Linked DNA regions of Homo sapiens: region 1 is linked to region 2. Evidence: read pairs that join two places in POLR2A ChIA-PET (ENCODE). Cell type or tissue: PC-9. All regions are shown on one strand. Each heading gives the region's core, and the rest is flanking DNA. Links, peaks and the distances in the headings are about the cores only.

What was found. ChIA-PET counts read pairs that join two places held together with the same protein. Peaks named below come from ENCODE experiments on the same cell type or tissue, not always from the same donor. Only the 100,000 strongest peaks of a DNase experiment are listed, where the experiment ranks them.
Region 1: POLR2A ChIA-PET joins it to region 2 with 5 read pairs; 4 of 35 experiments call an interaction of 5 or more read pairs at or near these places.

Annotation. Positions count from the first base shown.
Region 1 is chr11:69,414,853-69,424,446 of GRCh38, reverse strand. No RefSeq gene overlaps it. Among named protein-coding and RNA genes, the nearest start is that of LINC02953, 6.0 kb to the left of the region's middle. RefSeq lists a cis regulatory region at 3,697-3,707 and enhancers at 3,630-3,774, 3,334-3,908, 4,483-5,058. In PC-9, for the core only: no CTCF peak of the experiment used is centred there; a DNase peak (open chromatin) is centred at 3,736; H3K27ac peaks cover 2,932 bases.
Region 2 is chr11:69,346,967-69,356,560 of GRCh38, reverse strand. The region is part of intron 2 of LOC105369370 (a long non-coding RNA gene); the gene reads right to left. Among named protein-coding and RNA genes, the nearest start is that of MYEOV, 58 kb to the right of the region's middle. In PC-9, for the core only: no CTCF peak of the experiment used is centred there; DNase peaks (open chromatin) are centred at 3,530 and 4,940; H3K4me3 peaks cover 550 bases; H3K27ac peaks cover 5,585 bases.

The DNA of each region.
Region 1 (9,594 bases), core at 573-8,572, 68 kb before region 2:
AATATACAATTACCATTTGTCAGTGCAAAATAATGTTAATATACAATTACTACTTGTCAATGCAAAATAATATTAACATACAATCACCATTTGTCAATGCAAAATAATATTAATATACAATTATCATTTGTCCTTGCAAAATAATATTAATAATAAATATGAATATTAATAATATTAACAATGCATAATAATGTTTACATAATTAATATTAGTCAGTTAATAATATTAATAATTAATACTCAATGCAAAATAATATTAATAATAAGAGCATCCAGTTGGAGTTGCCAGGATGGAGATAACAATGACAAAAATGATGATAATGATTATCTAATGATCCACTCAGCCCTGGCATGGGTCTGACACCCACATGTTATTTTTTTCAGGTCTCATAATACTATTCCAAAGGTCCCCGTCCCTAGTGTCACTGTGAAGATCCTGAAGCTTGCACATGCTCGAGGCAGAGTGAGAGGCATGCCTTCTGTTCACCCGAGACCCACAGTCTGCTTTAGATCCCAAGCAGGTGTTTACGGCAGTTCTCCCCGAAGGACCCCAACCATTGCATGGCAGTTCTCATGGCTTGTTCCATTTGGTGCATCCGTAAGGAGACTCACCCCAGGGCTGGGCCAGGAATTTCACCCTCCCACCTGCTTCCGACTTACAGATGGGACCTGGCTGGGCCCTCACCGCTGTCTTACCCTGGCCAGGCGACTCAACTCAAAGGAAGCCACCTACGCTGTTCAACCTGGTTGGAAATGGAAAGGACTTTGGATGCCATCCAGCCGAGGACTGCCACACCACTGAGAGACCCAGGACACAGAGACACACGGCAGGCCACTGGCAGGGTCCTGCCAATGGGGTGGCTGACCAGAGCCAGGCCTGGCCAGTCCCAGCCCTCCTGCCAGCAAGGACGCAGATCAAAGCAGTGCATGGGCTGTTTGATTTTCTTGTAAGGTCTTGCTGAGTGGATAGTTTCACCCTGGGCTGCTCAGATCTCGGCGACAGAAAGGGAGAATGTGTCCTCTGTCCTCTCACGCCCTGTGTCTGTGCTCCTTGCAAAGGTTGTGAACACATTCACGTGGATTTAATTAATCGCCGCAGGTGCACGTCCACCTCTGCCTTTCCCTCTCAGTGGGTTCCCATGTTTCCACATGGTGGGTTGAGTGTCTGCACGCTAACTGGCTTAGACGTTTGGACGGTCTCCATTGTCAGCATCATTTATTCATTCAACAAACATCCACCGAGCATTTCCTGACCGCCAGATTCTCCTTTGGGTGCTGAGGGTGCAGCGGTGAACAAGTCACCATCCTCAGGAGCTGACATTCTGTAGTTCAGGGAGATGAACAATAAACCAAATAAACAGTAAGTAACCATGAGATGGACCATGTTGGGTGGGCATAAGTGCTCTGGAGAAAAACACACAGGCAAAGGAGTGCGGGGGGATTGGGCAGGTGCCTCTGTGGATACCAGGGCCAGCTCTGACCTTCCTGAGGGGGGCGGTCTGAGCAGGGGTGGAGGGGTGCCGGAGGGAAAACCTGGATGCCAGGGTTGGGGAAGTTGCTTCAAGAAAGCGCAAAGCCCCCAACACGAGAGCTTGACTGGTGGGGAAATGCGGGAGTTTCGGTGGGCTGGGGCAGGGTGAGCGACGAGCATTGAAATAACAGGACGTGGACGACGACGATCAGCAGGTCTGTCTCAGCAGGGGCCTCGTTACATGGGGCGGGGAGACTATTTCCTTGGGATCAGTGTTTAGGCCTAGAATCATTAGCTTTGGGGCTGCGTACATTTTCATGGCCCTGGCTCAGTAGTTGTTATTTCTGTACTGTTTTCCCTCGGTCCTGATCCAGTTTATAGTTACCACCGACAGGATATGATAATCATGCTAACCAACCCTTCCTGAGCACATGCGTGCTTCACACGTGTGAACCTGCTGATGCCTGCGTGAGCGTTGGCTTCATCACATCCTCCCCAGCACCTGCTTTTCTCATTTTAAAATAATTTTGTTAACATGAAGGTGTAGAACACCTCTCTCTGGACTTTGCTGATTTTAACTGGAATTTTAAAAATCCCCTAATAAGAAAGGCAGGCCAGGCGTGGTGGCTCACGCCTGTAATCCTAGCACTTTGGGAGGCTGAGACAAGCAGATCGCCTGAGCTTAGGAGTTTGAGACCAGCCTGGACAACATAGTGAAACCCCATCTCTACTAAAAATGCAAAAAATTAAGTGGGCGTGGTGGCGCACGCCTGAAGTCCCAGCTACTCCAGAGGCTGAGGCAGGAGAATCGCTTGAACCTGGGAGGCGGAGTTTGGGGTCAGCCGAGATCACGCCACTGCACTCCAGCCTGGGTGACAGAGCAAGACTCTGTCAAAAAAAAAAAAAGAAAAGAAAGGAAGGAAGAAAGAGAGAGAAAGAAAGAAAGAGAGAGAGAGAGAAAGAAAGAAGAAAGAAAGAGAGAGAAAGAAAGAAAGAAAGAAAGAAAGAAAGAAAGAAAGAAAGAAAGAAAGAAAAGAAAGAAAAGAAAGGCAGCCATAAGTGAACCCTAACACCAAGCTTGCAGAATTAAATGAGCAAATCGTGTCGCCTCTGCCTGCCTTTCTACCATCATTGCATACGAAGCTTGTTACTTATGTCTTCATCTCACTGTGTCCCCAAATCTGGGGCTGTGTGAGCTGATTTGGGGTGGGACACAGATGGCTGGGTTTTAGCCCTATTGTGAAGGGTGACTTTTAATGTGTAATCTATTTATGGCAAGTGACGTTGATCCACCACATATGGCAGTGCTATCAAGTAGCCAGTAAAAGTACATTTATTTAAGAAAATAAGCAGAGTGGAAGCATCGTGTCAGTGATGGGACAGGTGGTATTCAGCAGCCTCAAGGTGCTGGCGGCAGCTGATGTCTTAAAGACTGCACTGTCTCATTTAATCATCCCAAGCACGGATACTGGAGGGAGTCTTTTTTTTTTTTGAGACAGAGTCTCACTATGTCACCCAGGCTGGAGTGCACTGCCACAATCTCGGCTCACCGCAACCTCTGCCTCCTGGGTTCAAGCGATTCTCCTGCCTCAGCCTCCCGAGTAGCTGGGATTACAGGTGCGTCCCACCATGTCTGGCTGATTTTTGTATTTTTAGTAGAGATGGGGTTTCACCATGTTGGCCAGGCTGGTCTCGAACTCCTGACCTCAAGTGATATGCCTGCCTCGGCCTCCCAAAGTGCTGGGATTACAGGCATGAGCCACGGTTCCCGGCCTGGAGGAAGTCTTATTAGCCTCATTTCATGGAGGAGAAACTGGGGCTCCAGGGCATGGAGGCTGCCTGTGGCCACGCAGCCTGGGAGGCTTGTCAACCTCCTTTGACAAGCACGCCACCTGCATCACAGAACAGCTGCATTTCTAATGTCAGGCTTCTGCTTACATGCAGTTGGTCTTCTCCTGTGAATGGGGAAACTGAGGCCTTGGAAGTCAGTCAGCAGGTCAGGACACAGTTCAGCCCAGAGCCGGGGCTCTGGCCCCATCCAGGGGCTCCCCCAGCAGCCAACTCTGCCAGCCTTTGATGCCTCGCTGAGACAGAGGGTCTGGACAGTGGCCACTCACCCACTGGGCCCACATCCCCACAGGCCTGGGCTCTGGACGCTGGAGGCCTGAGGCTGCACCCCAGGTTGGGGCTGGCCTACCTGCCACGGGGCCAGGGCTGGGTGCTTTCTGCTGAGTCACTAACAAAGCTCAGGCCTGACCACAGGACATTTTTGAGATTCCAGGGCTGGTTCCACAACGGCCGGCATCGGCCCTGCGGCATGTCCGGCTTCACCCTGCCCAGAATCACAGCCTCACAGAGTCTAGAGGGCCCGTGGGGACGGGAGTCCTGGGAACCGAGGTTGGGAGACAATGGGTGGCCCCTCGGTGTGGTGTCCTCTGCTCACCCCTTAGCAGGACCCTGACGGAACTGGGTACAGGCAGAGATTCATCTTCATGGCAGGACTTCAGGCAAGAGAGGCCCCGGGGTTGAAGACAAGGGGCTCAGAGCTTGCTTTTTATACACTTTCAAATTTTCTCAGAGTAGAACAATTTAAAAAAATATAAAATATGGTTAAAAAATTCTCCTACTTAAGACTCCCAGACCCCTAGTTTTCCTCCCTAAAGGCAACTGACATTACCAGTTTCCTGGGTATCCATGCAGGGATATTTTATGCATAAACAACCAAATCTCTATACATGTCCATAGAGAGAGGCAGACGTATCTGCATGTGCATAAACACTCGTGTGTGTGTCCTTTTATCCCAAAGGAAACACTTCTTTTTCCCTTGACAAAGGACATCCTCTGCATCTAGCTTCTAGAAAGTGCTGCCAATTTGGGGACCAAGGGAGGGAGGCTGCAGAGGAACATCGTTTGGTCAAATGTGAAATGTGATCAGGAAGCCGGTGCTCAGCAAACTTATCTGAAGCTCTTGGGGACCCCACAAAGATGAGCGGGTCCCCTTCCCAATTTTCGGACCGTCTTGGCAGAGGCTCCCTGTCATCAAGGACCTGAGGTTGTCACAGCCGGATGGTGTGGGAGCTGGCACTGCCGGGGCTCCCGCTGCCTGGGACACGTACGGCTGCCCAGTGATCCTGAGCGCCGACCCCTGAGCACCTCAGTGTCCGTGACTGTGGAGCGGAGGTACGTGCAGAACCAGCTCTGTCTTCCCAGACACTGTCGCTTTGGTCTAAAGTGATGTAATGTTGCCACGGAAATTCTAATCCCTCCCATCAGGCAAAAATACTTCGATGGGACTGTGTTCTTTCAGCAGAGAGGGTGTGCATTTGAAGTATAGATTTGTTAAACATAGATGCTGAGAACATGACTCTGCTTGGCGTTCCATTTAATTGACCAGAAACCCGAAAAATGTCCTGGTCCTCTTCTTAAGTCTGGGGGTAGCTGCTGCCCCACTATGCACCATCGCTTATCTGTTCTTTTCTGCCCCCTGCAGCAGGGAAGGGGCTCTGGAAGGGTCTGAATCTGGTGTGTCCAGTGTGATCCCTGCACCCATGCCCGGAGCTGTGCCTGGGACCCTGCCCCAAGCAAAGTAATAATCTGAATGATATCCTCAAAGGAGCCTGGCTTGGGCTAACAAGGAAGAACTTCCAACGTGGAGAGCTGTCCTGGCACCATTTCTTCCTGCTGTATTAGTTGAAGACCTACTGTGTTCAGGGCCGTGAGCCAGGGCACAACCACCCCTTGGGAGCACACTCTGCCTCAACCCTGGAGTGGCTCCGAAATGAGTCTTCAGTCCACAAGACTGAGGGTTGCCAATCCTTCTCGGTGAGCCGTGAGGGTGATTCCTCCTTGGGCTTCAGGGGCAGGATGCCCTCAGAAAGATGCCCTCCACTGCCCCCGCACACTTCAGGCTCCCCATGACCCTATGTGGGGAAGGTGTTGTTGCAAGAGGCCCATGGGTGTGTGGGGGTAGTGGGGCTTGTTGGCTGAGCAAGAGCTCAGGCAATACTGCCCGGGTGGAGATTCTGGGACTTTGCACAAGTTGATTCACCTCAACCAGCCTCAATTTCCTTGTCTGTAAAATGGCGCAGTAGTAGTCCTTGTCTTACCGGGTTGTTATGCAACTTAAATAAGAATATCGAGGCCAAGCGCCTAGCCCAGTGCCTGACATGTCGAAAGTGCTTGGTGGGTGCCAGTCTTTCCCCTCCTCATCAAGTCCTGTGGCAGACAGGCCCCCCAGCAGAGCCGGACCTGCCCTGGGAGTCAGGGTAGGAAACAGATGAGGACCTCAGCCCGGGACTGGCTCCCCTTCGGCCAGCACTGTGCAATAGGAAGACTATGTCAGCCTCACCTATAATTTTTAACTTTCTAATGGTCACATTAAACAAAAAAAATTGGCTGGGTGTGGTGGCTCACGCCTATAATCCCAGCCCTTTAGGAGGCCGAGGCAGATGGATCACCTGAGGTTAGGAGTTTGAGACCAGCCTGGCCAACATGACGAAACCCCTCTCTCTACTGAAAATACAAAAATTAACTGGGTGTGGTGGCGCACGCCTGTAATTCCAGCTACTCAGGAGGCTGAGGCAGGAGAATTGCTGGAACCCGGGAGGCGGAGGTTGCAGTGAGCTGAGATCACGCCATTGCACTCCAGCCTGGGCAACAAAGCGAGACTCTGTTTCAAAAAAAAAAAATTCAATTTTTAATTTCTGTGGGTACATAGCAAGTGGTGGCCACATTTTAAAAAGTGAACAGGACAGGTGAAATACATTTTAATAATATGTTTTATTTAACCCAATATATCCAACATATGATGACAACATGCATTCGCCGTTGTGATTATTAGTGAAGTCTTTCACATCCCCTTTTTCCTACTAAGTCTTCAAAATCTGGGGTGTATTTTGTTCTTCCAGGGCATCTTGAAGCAGACCAGCCACGTTGCAAGTGCTTGGAGGCCACGGATGACTGGTGGCTGCTGTTCTGGGAGACAGAATCCTATAGCATCCCCAGTCCTGCAGCACACAGGTGGGACAATTCCAGCTTGATGTCTCAGCCAGCGGGTTCCCACGTCCTCCCCGCCTCTCCCAGGCAGAAGACAGAGTGACCCAGGTAACCAGGTATGGACAGGCGTATCCCTGGGAGAATTTTAGCAGGCTGCCCCAGCAGCAGGGTGTGTCTGTAACACCGTGCCCCCTGCCCCTCTCAAATCCACACAGTGGGCAGCTTACACAGGGACAGAAACCACACTGACTGTCGTTCCTGCCACCTGACTATTGTCCTGTGGCCCAGGGCTGCCCAGAGCCCCTTCCTGCCCAAGTGGCAGCTGGCCCGCTGGATCTGCAGGTGGGTCTTGGGGACACTTCTCATCAGCTCAGCCACGCCGCCCGGGCAGCTCCTCATGAAAGGCCTGCCTTGTGCGCCTGGGTGTGCCCAGGCCGCCGACGTCACCCGAAGCCCCTTCTCATAAATTCCAGCTCCGAGGTTTGCAGTTATCGGGAGGAAGTTTCCAATTGCTGGCTCACATGTGGGAAAATATGTAAGCAAGTGAGAGGCCCTTTTGTCTGGGGCTCAGAGGGGGCCAGTAACCAGGAGGGAGGGTGGCCTGTCCCCAGTGGCGGGTGCAGAGGAAGCGGCTGCGCTCAGGTTTAATGAAGTGCCATGAATCATGACCACCCATCAGGCGCAGATGCTATAAATCACCTGTGACGGGCTTGGCTTGTTTGTTCTTTCTGAAGCCAATACATTGATCAGGGCAGTGGACACGTGAGAAGGCTCACTGGAGGCTCAGACCCTCAGCGACCTGCCGAGGTGAAATCAAACCCTCTTCTTTTAACTTGCAGGAAAACAAGGCCATAAAAAAGGAACTCCTACTAATGAAACCTCCTAGATTCCAAGGAGGAAAACGTAGCTCTCAGACCAAGTCCGTTTTCGCCCTTGCATCTGAAAGGGAGTCCAGGGAATTGCTAATTTTGAACTTTCTATACACCCTTCCTGCCTCTGGATGTGGCCGCCTGACTCGAATTCCTTTGCACAATAAAATGAGGGGGAAAAAAATCACATCACTTCAGCAAAACACAGGCTCGATTTTTCTTGATTAGCGGAAAAGTGTGTGCTATTTAAAAAGACACGTCATATAACTTTTTATTTTTTAGCATTCCCAAGCAAAAAAAAAAAAAAAAGGAGGGGAGTGTGCATTTTGGGAATATGAGCTCAGCTCAGCACCTAATTTGGAAAGACCTTGTGTTTGGTGATGGACTTGGAAAAACAGGCCTGAATCTGCATTTTAAGAAGATGAGATGTGCAGGGTTTCATTCCTTCTTCTCCTGGGCTTCTCTCAGACTCCAAAGAGAAGGGCCCTCTGCTTCTCAAAGTTCACAGGACAAAGGGGCACCTTGGTCCATGGCTGAGAAACTGAGTTGACCCTTAGGGAAGGGTGACCAGGCTCCCTGGCAATCTGCCATCCCTAGAGGACCCCATCTGTACCTGCCTGCTGCTGTCACCTGGCTGATGTCATTCTTTTTTGGGGAGGGTGGTCGGCGATGGACCCTGGACTGCCTCAGGGCGGTCTTTGGAAGTGGCCTCTGAGTGCGTGTTTAGATGACTCCTTGACAAGCACTGGTTTGCTTGTCATCTTCCTCTTCCTCCCCAGAGTGAGAGCAGGAAACCAGGCCTTGTCAACTGCAGGCCTGCACTCCTGCCCCTGGGCGGCCCCAACCTGCACACGCCGCCTGCCCGCCCGCCAGTGCCAGGGCGCCCGCTGCCTGTCAGGAAGGCCAGGGAGCAGATGCTTGTGCCGTGTGCATGGTGGCCGAGCCTGTGGTTGGGCCACGGGTGCAGGGATCCTGTGTGGCCCCTGCCAGGACCGTGGGCTCTGCAGGAGGGCCAGGGCCATAGCATGGGGGAGGCAAGGGGAACCTTGTCATGGTCCCTGTCCTCAGAGACCCCTCCAGCCAGACCTTCCAAGGTGGGTGGTGGGCATTGGGGCCCTGCCTGGAAGAAGCCACTGCCAGCCCCCTCTATGGGACCTCAGGGACCCGCTGGGCTGCGAGCTGGGAAGGGCTCAGCTCAGCCTAGGAGGGCAGTGTGTTTCCAACTTCGCAAGGTCGGCTGAGCACAGGGGTTGAGGAGTCAGTGTCCTTCAGGGAAGGTGGCCCTTCCTTCCTGGTCTTGGCCCATGTCAGCTCTAGAATGTAGGCTGGCTGCAGTGGGGGAGTCTGGACTAGAGGACACTTTTGGGGGGCCTCCTGCTATACTCTGCGTGGGAGAATACAGGAAAAGCCCAGGTCTCAGTAGGCCAGTACCAGCCAGGCTCGCCCTGGGCTCCCATTGACGCTCTGTGGAGTGTGAGGGTCTCACCCCAGACTGGGAGGAAGGGGTGTGAGGCTGAGAAGGCCAGTGACATCCTCGGATGACCTGGGATGCAGCAGAGCTGAGCTGGGGCCAGATCTCATTTCTCCGCCTCAGTGCAGCCTGCTAAGCGTGTTTTCTGTCTGTGGCTGTCTAGGTACGTGGCCAGCAGGCAGGGTCCTGTCCTCAAGCCCAGTGGCTCTGCTGGGGTATAGGGCTGGCCACAACTCACTCACTCATTCATTCATTCATTCAGTCAGTCAGTCAGCCAACGACCATTGTGAGCACCCCCCTCCTGCCCCCCACCTCTGCTGCCAGCCACAGCATCAACCCTTGAAAGTTGCCACAAATACTTTCCCCGGGGCCTGGCTTCAAGTCGCATTCAGAGCAAATCAGAGCTCCTCATTTTGGGATCTTGTCAGGAAAATGAAGGTGTTGAAAGCTGCTCCCCACAGCCCTGACCCAGGGCACTGGACATGGGAGCAGGCGGGGGCCGAGGTCCGGCAAGCTCTGGAACCCCATCCCGCCGTCCTTGGCCTCCCCATCCTCTCCTCTGCCCCTCAGCTTCCTCTCCTGGCCCCTCTCCCCCGGCTTCCCTTCCTTGCAGGGCAAAAGGAGCAATTGCCTCTCTGTGCGTTTCTATTTCTGCACCTTCCGCTTCCTGGCTGGTGGCCGGCTGGCTGCTTCAGAAAGTTCTGGAATCCGCAAGGCCAGCTGGTCCTGGGTCAGGATGTGGGGGCCTCAGATTTCCTTCTCCCCAACAGCTCCACAGGCGTCCCAGGG
Region 2 (9,594 bases), core at 898-8,897:
CTCACAATGCTTACTGTACATGCTTAGAGTCCAGTGTTTCCTCTTCCCTCCCTCCCTTCCTTCCTCCCTCCTTCTTTCCTCCCTCCTTCCCTCCTTCCTTCCTCCCTCCTTCCCTCTCTCCTTCTTTCCTTCTATTCTTCCCTCCCTCCCTCCATCCATCTTTCTTCCCTCCCTTCCTTCCTCCCTCCTTTCCTTCCCTCTCTCTTCCCTCCCTCTTTCCCTCCTTTCTCGCTCCTTCCTTCCTTCTCTCCTCCCTCCCTCCCTCTTTCCTTCCTTTCTTCCTTCCATCCATCCTTTCCTCCTTCTCCTCTCCCTCCCTCCCTTCTTTCCTCCCTCCTTCTTTCCCTCCCTACTCCTCTCCCTCCCTCCTTCCTTCTCTTCATCCTCCCCCTCCCTCTTTCCTTCCTTTCTCTCCCATCCCATCCTATTGTACAATAATGTAATAATGCTTCGCTGGGCACGTGGCCTCCCAGATAAACACTGCATTTCCCAGACTCCCTTGCAACACATCCCAGCCATGAATAAGTTCTGATTGAGGCCACTCCAGCTGAAGCTCCATAAGCCCTTTTAAGCCTTGCCCTTAATGGCAAGAGGTGTCCCCTCCTCCCTCCCCATCTTGGACCCAAGATGGAAGTGACTTGCTGAGGATGGCGAGGGAGAGAGATAGAAGGAGCCAGGCCCCTGGCACTGTCAGGCCACCAATCAGCCCTGGGCTGCCTATCTCCCTTTTATGTGAGATCTTGACGCAGGGATTGAGCCCCTGTGTTTTTAGGTGTCTTTGTTGCAGCGGTGTAACTAACTCATGCAGAATTGCCCCAAGCTTCGATCTGGGGACTCACATCTTTTACCACCATGCGCTTCGGCCTCTTTATGTTTCATTTGGGCAGTTGGATCTCAAGGGGTCTCGCTGCCAGCAAAATGAACAAGCTGCAGGCTACCAGGGCACCACGGTTTGGTTGGCTCTGGGCTCTCAGCTCTCCATACCCAACCCAGGACCTGGCCCAGGGCAGGGGACCGGCAGAGTCTGAGAGTCCCAGAGCCTGGACCTGGGTGGGTGCTTTGGGAGGCACAGAATAAGGAGGGCGGCTAATGCATATCCAGTGCATTTGGGAAGGGTGCTGGGCTGGGCATGCCTCTGTGTGGTCTCCATCCATCTCTTGGGCACCTGCAAGGGGTTTGACCCAAGGCTAGGCACTTCCCACATGGTCCAGCATTCTTTACTTTTCTTTTTTTCTTTTTTGAGACAGAGTCTCGCTTTGTCACCCAGGCTCGAGTGCAGTGGCAGGATCTCGGCTCACTGCAACCTCCACCTCCTGGGTTCAAGTGATTCTCCTGCCTCACCCTCCCAAGTAGCTGGGATTACAGGTGCCCCCCACCATGCCTGGCTATTTTTTATTTTTTATGTTTTTAGTAGAGACAGGGTTTCACTATGTTGTACAGGCTGGTTTCGAACTCCTAATCTCAAGTGATTCACCCACAGCTTCATCGAGGTGGAATTCACGAACCAGCAGTCCACCCATGTGAAATGTGCAATTCAGTGGTCTTCAGTATATTCAGACTCGGGCATCCAACACCAGAATCAATGTTAGGATATTTTCATTCTCCTGGAAAGAAACTCCACACCTTCCAGCCATGCCCCACAACTTCCCCACCCCCCATTCATTCCCCAGCCCCAGTAACCACCCTTCTACTCTATCCCTCTACAGACTTGCCAACTCTGGGCATTTCATTAAATGGAATTCTACGACATTTAGTTTTGTTGTGACTGGCTTCTTTTACTTGGCCTAATGTTTTTGAGGTTCATGCATGTTTGCAGCATGGACCAGGAGTGCATTCCTTTTCAGGGCTGAATAATATTCCCTTGTGTGGCTAGACCACAGTTGGTTTCTCTGTGCGTCAGTTGCTGTGGACATTGGGTTGTTGCACTGTGGCTGCTGTGGATGGTGCTGCTGTGAGCTTGGCTGTGCAGGTTTTTGTGCAGACATGTTTTCTGTTCTCTTGAGCAGGTACCTGGGAGTGACTTGCTGGGCCCTGTGCTAATGCTGGTTAACCCTTTAGGTTCCTTGTTGCACTGGAACTATGCAGACTGTGAAGGCGGCCTGGGCTTCTGTCTGGCTCCAGCATCTGCAGCTGGCAGCCTTGGGCAAGTCCCAGCAGCTCAGATTCTGCCTTTGCTGTCAGTAGCACAGCAGGGGGCAAGCATGTGTGTGAATTTGCAGGGGGTCCTGTAATTCATAGCAGGCCCACTGGGGCTGCTCACCGAGCTCCATTCTCTCCCCCTGGCTGAGGCGGTCAGAGGGGATGAGACAGAGAGATGCATAAGGATCCACCCTCCCAGCCGACCTCCTGCTGCCCTGAAACCTGCTGCTGAATTTCTCTGGGCCCAGCCTGGGGCTTTGCACACCTGCCCACTAGCCCCTGACGACACCATCTCAACCCAAAGCTCCCTCCCCGGGCCTTGAGTTATCTGGGGAGGGGGGCGTCATAGAGCCCTCAACTCTCCCTCACACCCATGGCAGAGGCTGGGCCTGCCCTGGAGCCGATGAGGACCTTGCAAGGGGGTCTGCCACAGTCCTGGGGGGTTCCCTCCAAGGGAGGGACTGAGCCCCACCCATCCGTGACTCTGTCTTGACGTAGGCTCCTGCCCCAACCCCAGGTCACTGTCTCTTCTCCACGATTGCAAGTGACCTTAGCCCCGCTGCACCGTTGGAAGGGACGTCGGCCTGTGTGGGTGGCAGTTGGTATGTGGACTCAAGACCTGCGGCACCTCTCAAAGGCTCGCGTGGCCCCCGGACACCCCTGGTGGCCCTGCCCTGACCCCAGGCGTAACCTCACCTGGGCCCTCTGATTCAGCACCCACAGGGCCCCTGTGAAGCAGATGCTATCACCATTGCCCCTTCACAGATGAGGAAACTGAGGCACAGAGCAGGAAAGAAACTTTACCATGGTGACACTTGCGGCAATTCAGAGCCTGCTGTCACTCAGGGACCTCATCCGGCCTTCACTGCCCACAGCACTGCCCAGGGTCAGCACCAGTGCACCTTTGGGTGGGATGGGAAGCTGTGAAACCCAGAGAGGGACAGAAATGGGCCCAGGAAGCAGCCCAGGCCAGTCTGGGAGGTGGCTCTCCACCATCACCTTCTCTGATACTCAAGGTGAGGCTGTAGGGGTGGGTGGGAGTGGGGTCCCTGCATCTGGAGGGCAGGGTAGGATAAGCAGGGTCCCTACACCACCTTGTTCTTGCTCTGTGACCAGAAATGCTGCACATCCCTGAGAAACAGTTCTGTTCTCTATCAAATGGCAAAACCTATCATGGGAATGCTTGTTGTAAAGGCTACTAGTATTTACATATCAGGTATCAATAAGGATAATAAATTGTGAGCTTATTATTTGCTAGCCCTATGCTGAGTGTTTACTAATGATTGCTTCATTTAGCCTGAAATGTGAATTCAGATCAGATTTCAGAGCTGACATTCATAATTGCTACCTCCTCCCACAATAATCATTTAACAGCTGCCATTTACTGGGCTCTGGCTCTGGTAGGCTGCAGGCTGTGATTTCATGTGACTTCTTACTTGATCCTCATGACAACCCTCTGAGTAAGTACTGCTACCATAATCTCCACTTCACAGAAGAGGAAACTGCAGCTCAGCGAGGGTGAGTCACTTGCCCAAGGTCACACAGCTGGTCTGCAGCAGAGCTAGGATTTGAGTCGGGGTTGTGTGGCTGTAAGAGACATGCCTGTAGCCATTCTGCTCTGTGCTGCCTCCTAAAATGCCCAGCCTGTTGTCCTAAACTGGAAACAGCCCAGCTGTCCATCAGCAAGGGACTAGATCAATAGACTGCAGTATGTTCATGCAATGTGGTATCACCCAGTAATGAAAAGTCATGAACTATTTCTACATTTAACAGCATGGAGGCATCCCACAGATACTATGTTTTAAGAAAAGAAGCCAGATGTTTTAAAACACATATTGTGTGGTTCTGTTTATGTGATATTCAGGAATGGACAAAACTAACCAATGGTTAAATAAGTCAGAATGATGATTACTTGTGAAGTGAGTACACCCTTGGAGTGGGAATTCTGGAGGGACTAGAAATGATCCACCTATTGATCTAAGTGGTTGTGATTGTTCATTTTGTGGGCCAGCTAGGCTGGGCCACAGGATGCCAGATAGCCAGTGAGTGATTTCTCGGCGTGTCTATGAAGGTCTGGAGGAGACTGGCATTTGAATTCATGGGCTGAGTCAAGCAGATGGCCCTTCTCAGGGTGGGTGAACACCATCCAACCTATTGTGGGTCTGAATAGAACTAATAGATGGATGAAGGGTGAATTAACTCTGCCTGATGGCCTGAGCTGAGACATCAGTCTCTTTCTGTCAGCACTCATGGTTCTCAGGCCTTCAGATCTAGATTGGAATCAACACCATTGGTTCTCTGACTCTCAGGCCTTCAAACTACACCACTGGCTTTCCTGGGTCTCCAGCTTGCAGAGGGCAGCTTGTGGGACTTCTCAGCCTCCATAATCCTATGAACCAATAACTTACGGTAAATAAAGAAATACACACACATGCGCACACACACACACACGCACACACACACATATGCACACACGCACATCCACACACACAGGCACACACACACATCCATGCACACACACCACACACACACATCTCCTGTTGGTTCTATTTCTCTGGAAAACCCTGACTATTATAGCAGTGGTTATGTGGATGCACACATATGTATGAATCAATAGCCTGCTAAAACAAAGACATCTACATAATTCAGAGGATCTTAACAGAATGTAGAGTCTATATAATATGACATTAAGATTGTCTATGATACAATCCAAAATTATTTGACATACAAAGAAACAGGAACATGCAGCCCATTCTCAAAGGATAAAAAAATTAACAGATGAAAGCACCAAGATGACTCAGACATTGAAATTATCAGACAAAGAATTTAAAGCATCTACTACAACTCTACTCAATGAGATCAAGGAAATACATTTGAAATGAATAAGCAAATAAGAAATCCTGGCAGAGAAAGTATTAAAAGAGGATATTGGAATTTTAGAAATAACAAAGAAAATATTTGAAATGTTTAAAAATCACTGGATGGATCAATAGCAGAATGGAAATGAGAAAGGCAAAAGTCAGCAAACCCATAGATCAATAAAATGAGTCAATCAGAAGGACACAGAGGAAAAAAAGATTGAAGAAGGAAAGGAACAAAGAGCATCAGGAACCTGTGAAGCCATATCCAAAGCTCTTAAACATTATAACTAGTCCAGAAAGAGAGGAGAGTGAGATGGGAGCAGAAAAATCTTTGAAGACATGACTGAAAATCTTATATATTTAGTGTAAGACATAAGTTTACAGATTCAAGAAACTCAGAGAACCCCAAACAGGATAGAATCAAAGAAACCATGCATAGAGCAACTACATACACACAGGGAAATGCAGCCAAACAGCCAACAGATAAATTAATATGGAATACTATAAAATATTCAAATAATCCAAAAGCATGCAGAGAAAGGGGAATAAAGGAACCAAAAAAGAGAAAAGATCAGCATTAAATGTTAATGTTCTAAACACTCCAATGAAAAGGAAGAAATTGACAATATGGATTTTTAAAAGCAACACCCAATTATGTGCTGCCTACAAGAGATTTACTTTGAATACAAAAACACAAATAAGACAAAAGTAAATAAACTGAAAAGAATAAACACAAGATGCAAAGAATAAACACAAGATGTCAGGGTGGCTATAATGATATTAATTAATCAATATGAGACATTATTAATAATAATTACTCAATAAGATGTTAACTAATGTTAATAATTATGCATATTGATCAGTTAATTAATAATAATTACTTAATATTATATTATGAGCAATTATTTTTAATTACTCATATAGATTAATATTAATACTTATGTTGATATTAATATTAATAACTTTCAATACAGCAATATCAGAGATAAGGAGAGACATTTTACATAATAAAAGGAATGATTAGAAAGGCATAAAAGTGTAAATTTTGATTTGTCTAAAATATATAATATAGCTTCAAAATATATAAACAAAATTAATAAAGGGAAGAAATGCACACAAATCCCACTATCACAAAGAGAGATTTTAATACCCTTTCTCAGCAATTAAAAGAACAAATATATAAGAAATTAGTAAAATAATTAATAATAATTACTCAATATGATGTTAACTAATGTTAATAATTACACTTATTGATTAATTAATAATTACTCAATATATTAATATGAGTAATTATTTTTAATTACTTATTTAATTGAAATTAAATGGCAAAAACCGCAATTACTTTTGCACCAACCTAATATAAACATAACTATTCATCACCTTGATCTGACTGATAACTATAGCACACTATACCTAGCAACTGTATGTGGTACATTTCACCAAGAAAGACCATATGCTGGGCCAGAAAACAAGTCTCATTAATTTTAAAAGAATAGAAATCATGTAGGGTGTGTACTCTGACAACAACTGAACCTAATTAGAAATCAGTAATAGTAGGATGTCTAGCAAAACCCCAAATATCTATAAATGTTTCATGCGTCTACAAATGACTCATGAATTCAAGATGAAATCACGAGGGAAATCAGAAAATAATTTGAATTGAAAGACAATGAAAATACATCCTATCAAAATCTGTGGGATTCAGCCACAATAGTTGTTAGAGGGAAGCTCAGAACTTTAAATACTTACATTAGAAAGCAAGAGCAATCTAAAATCAATTACCTGAAGATCCACCTTGAGGAGTTAGAAAAGAGAAGAGCAAAGTAAAGCCAAATTAAGTGGAAGAAAGGAAAAAATAACAGTAAGAGCAGAAATAAATGAAATAGAAAACAGACAGACAAAAAAGAAGGAAAAAAAGCCAAAAGTTGATTATTTGAGATCAACAAAATTAATAAACTCTTAGCTAGACTGTTGAAGTAAAAACGAGAGAATACAAACTACCAGTGCAGAAACTGAAAGGGTATTTATTATTAACACAGATCCTACAGACTTTTAAGGGCTATCATAAACATCTTTATACCAAAACTTCAACAACTTAAATTAATTGGACAAATTTCTTGAGAAGTAAAACTTAAATTGATACAAGAGGAAACAGAATATCTGAATAGCACTACACCTGTTAAAGAAATCTCATTATTATGCTAAAGTTTTTTTTTACCAAAAACTTTTTAAAAAGGAAAATCCAGAGCTAGACTGTTTCATTGGTTAATTTGATCAAATATTCAAGGAAGAAATAAACTAATCTTAAGGAATTTTTTCAGAAAATGAAGGAAGAGGTAGCATCACCCAACTCATTTTATAAGGCCAGCATAACCCTAAAGAAGGCAGCAGCTGCTCAGGAAGGCAGCAGGGGCTGCACCTTCCATGGAGCCACCGGGAGCTGGGGGAACAAGCGGGAGCCCCACCCCTTCTGAGTTGGCTGAGGAGCTCCCTGAGTGCTCCTGCCACCACCCAAACTGTGGCTGCAGACCCAGGCCTCCAGTTCCACGGAGAAGGCAGGAGACCCACCCTCCTGGGTGAAGCTGCAGCCACCCAAGTCTGGCTTCCTGACTTCCCAGGCACCTGCTACCTGGCTTATCCCTTTTGTCGGTGCCTACTCTGATCTTGGAGCAAAGTCAGGGCCAAGCCCAGGCACCATGAACAGCAGTGGGAGGCAGACAGATTCCTGGGCAGAAGAGGACAGGTCCACTGGTGAGGCCCCCACATTCAGGCCAGGAAGGGCCTGAAGGCTAGGGACCAGGCTGCCTGTCCCATGCACCAGAGTGGGAGCTGGTGCCTTTTCTCAGCTGCCCATGGCTGCCCATGGCTGCCCATGGACCAATCGGTGTGCACTTCCTCCCCTGTGAGGCCCATAAAAGCCCCAGGCTCAGTCAGAGCTGAGCAGACAACAGGATGACCAGCTGCAGCTGGGAGCTACCCTGTTCAGGGACTCTCTCTGCTGAGAGCTGAACACTCAAGGGGATGACCTGCCTACAGAGAGGAGCTACCCACTGCGGGTCTCCTCTGAGCTGTCCTAACACTAAATAAAGCTCCTCTTCATCTTGCTCACCCTCTGCTTATCTGTGTATCTCAGTCCTCCTTAATGCAGGATAAAAACTCAGATAAACGTGCCACCAGCCATACAGAGGTTTCTGGCCAGAAAAGTGACACCCTGCAGATTCCATAACACTAATATAAAAACCTGGCAAAGACATTCAAAAACAGAAAATTGTAGACCAACATTCCTCATGAATATAGACACAAATATTCTTTAAAAATATTAGCAAAACAAATCTCATCATATATAAAAATAATATCAGAACTAAGTAAGGTTAAAGCCAGGAATACAAGGTCTGCCAAATGTTCAAAAATCAATCAATATGATTAATAATATTAACCAAATATAGGAGATAAGCCTTATGAATTTAAAAATACATATTAGAAAAGCATTCAATCAAATTTTATGCCCACTCATAGTAAAAAAAATTCCAGCAAACTAGTAATAGTAGGGAACATCCTCAAATGAACGAAGGTCATCTACAACAAAGCTACAGGCACTATTATGATGCTGAGTCTCACATTTTTTCCCCTTAAGGTCAAGGAAAAGGTAAAGGTGCCCACCTTCTGTAGCTATATCTGGTCAACATTGTACTGGCAATCCTAGTCATTGCAATAAGGAAAAAAAAAGAAAAGAAAAGGAAAGCTATAAAGTTACTAAAAATTGAAAAGGAAGAAATAAAACTGTTTCTATTGGCAGCTGCTATGAAAATTTACATAGAAAGTCTCAGGAAACCCATAAAATAACCATCACAACTATTAAGTGAGCTTAGCAAGATCACAAGATCCAAAGTTAATGTACCAAAATTAACCCCATTCTTATACAAATAGCAGCAAACAGTTAAAAAATAAAGAAAATTGGCCGGGCGCAGTGGCTCACGCCTGTAATCCCAGCACTCGGGAGGCTGAGGCGGGCAGATCATGAGGTCAGGAGATCAAGACCATCCTGGCTAACATGATGAAACCCTGTCTCTAGTAAAAATGCAAAAAATTAGCTGGGCGTGGTGGCACGTGCCTGTAGTCTCAGCTACTCAGGAGGCTGAGGCAGGAGAATCACTTGAACCTGGAAGGTGGAGGTTGCGGTGAGCCAAGATTGCGCCACCGCACTCCAGCCTGGGCAACAGAGCAAGACTCCATCTCAAACAAATGAATTAATTAATTAAAGAAAATTTAAAATTCTATTTAGGGTAGCACCAAAATAAATAAATAAATAAACTTCCACAAAAAAACTTAGGAATAATCTGACAAAAGACAACCAATACTCAACACCACAAATTATGAAACATTGCTGAGAGAAATTTAAGACCTAAATAAATTAAGACATATATCATTGTTCATAAACTGGAAGATTCAATATTAAGGTGGCAATTGTTCACACATTTACAGAGTCAACACAATCCTGATAAAAATTGTCAAGCTAATTCTAAAATTTATAGAGAAATGCAAAGACTTAAAATGATGAAAAAAATTATAGACAAGAAAACAAAGTTGGAGGATT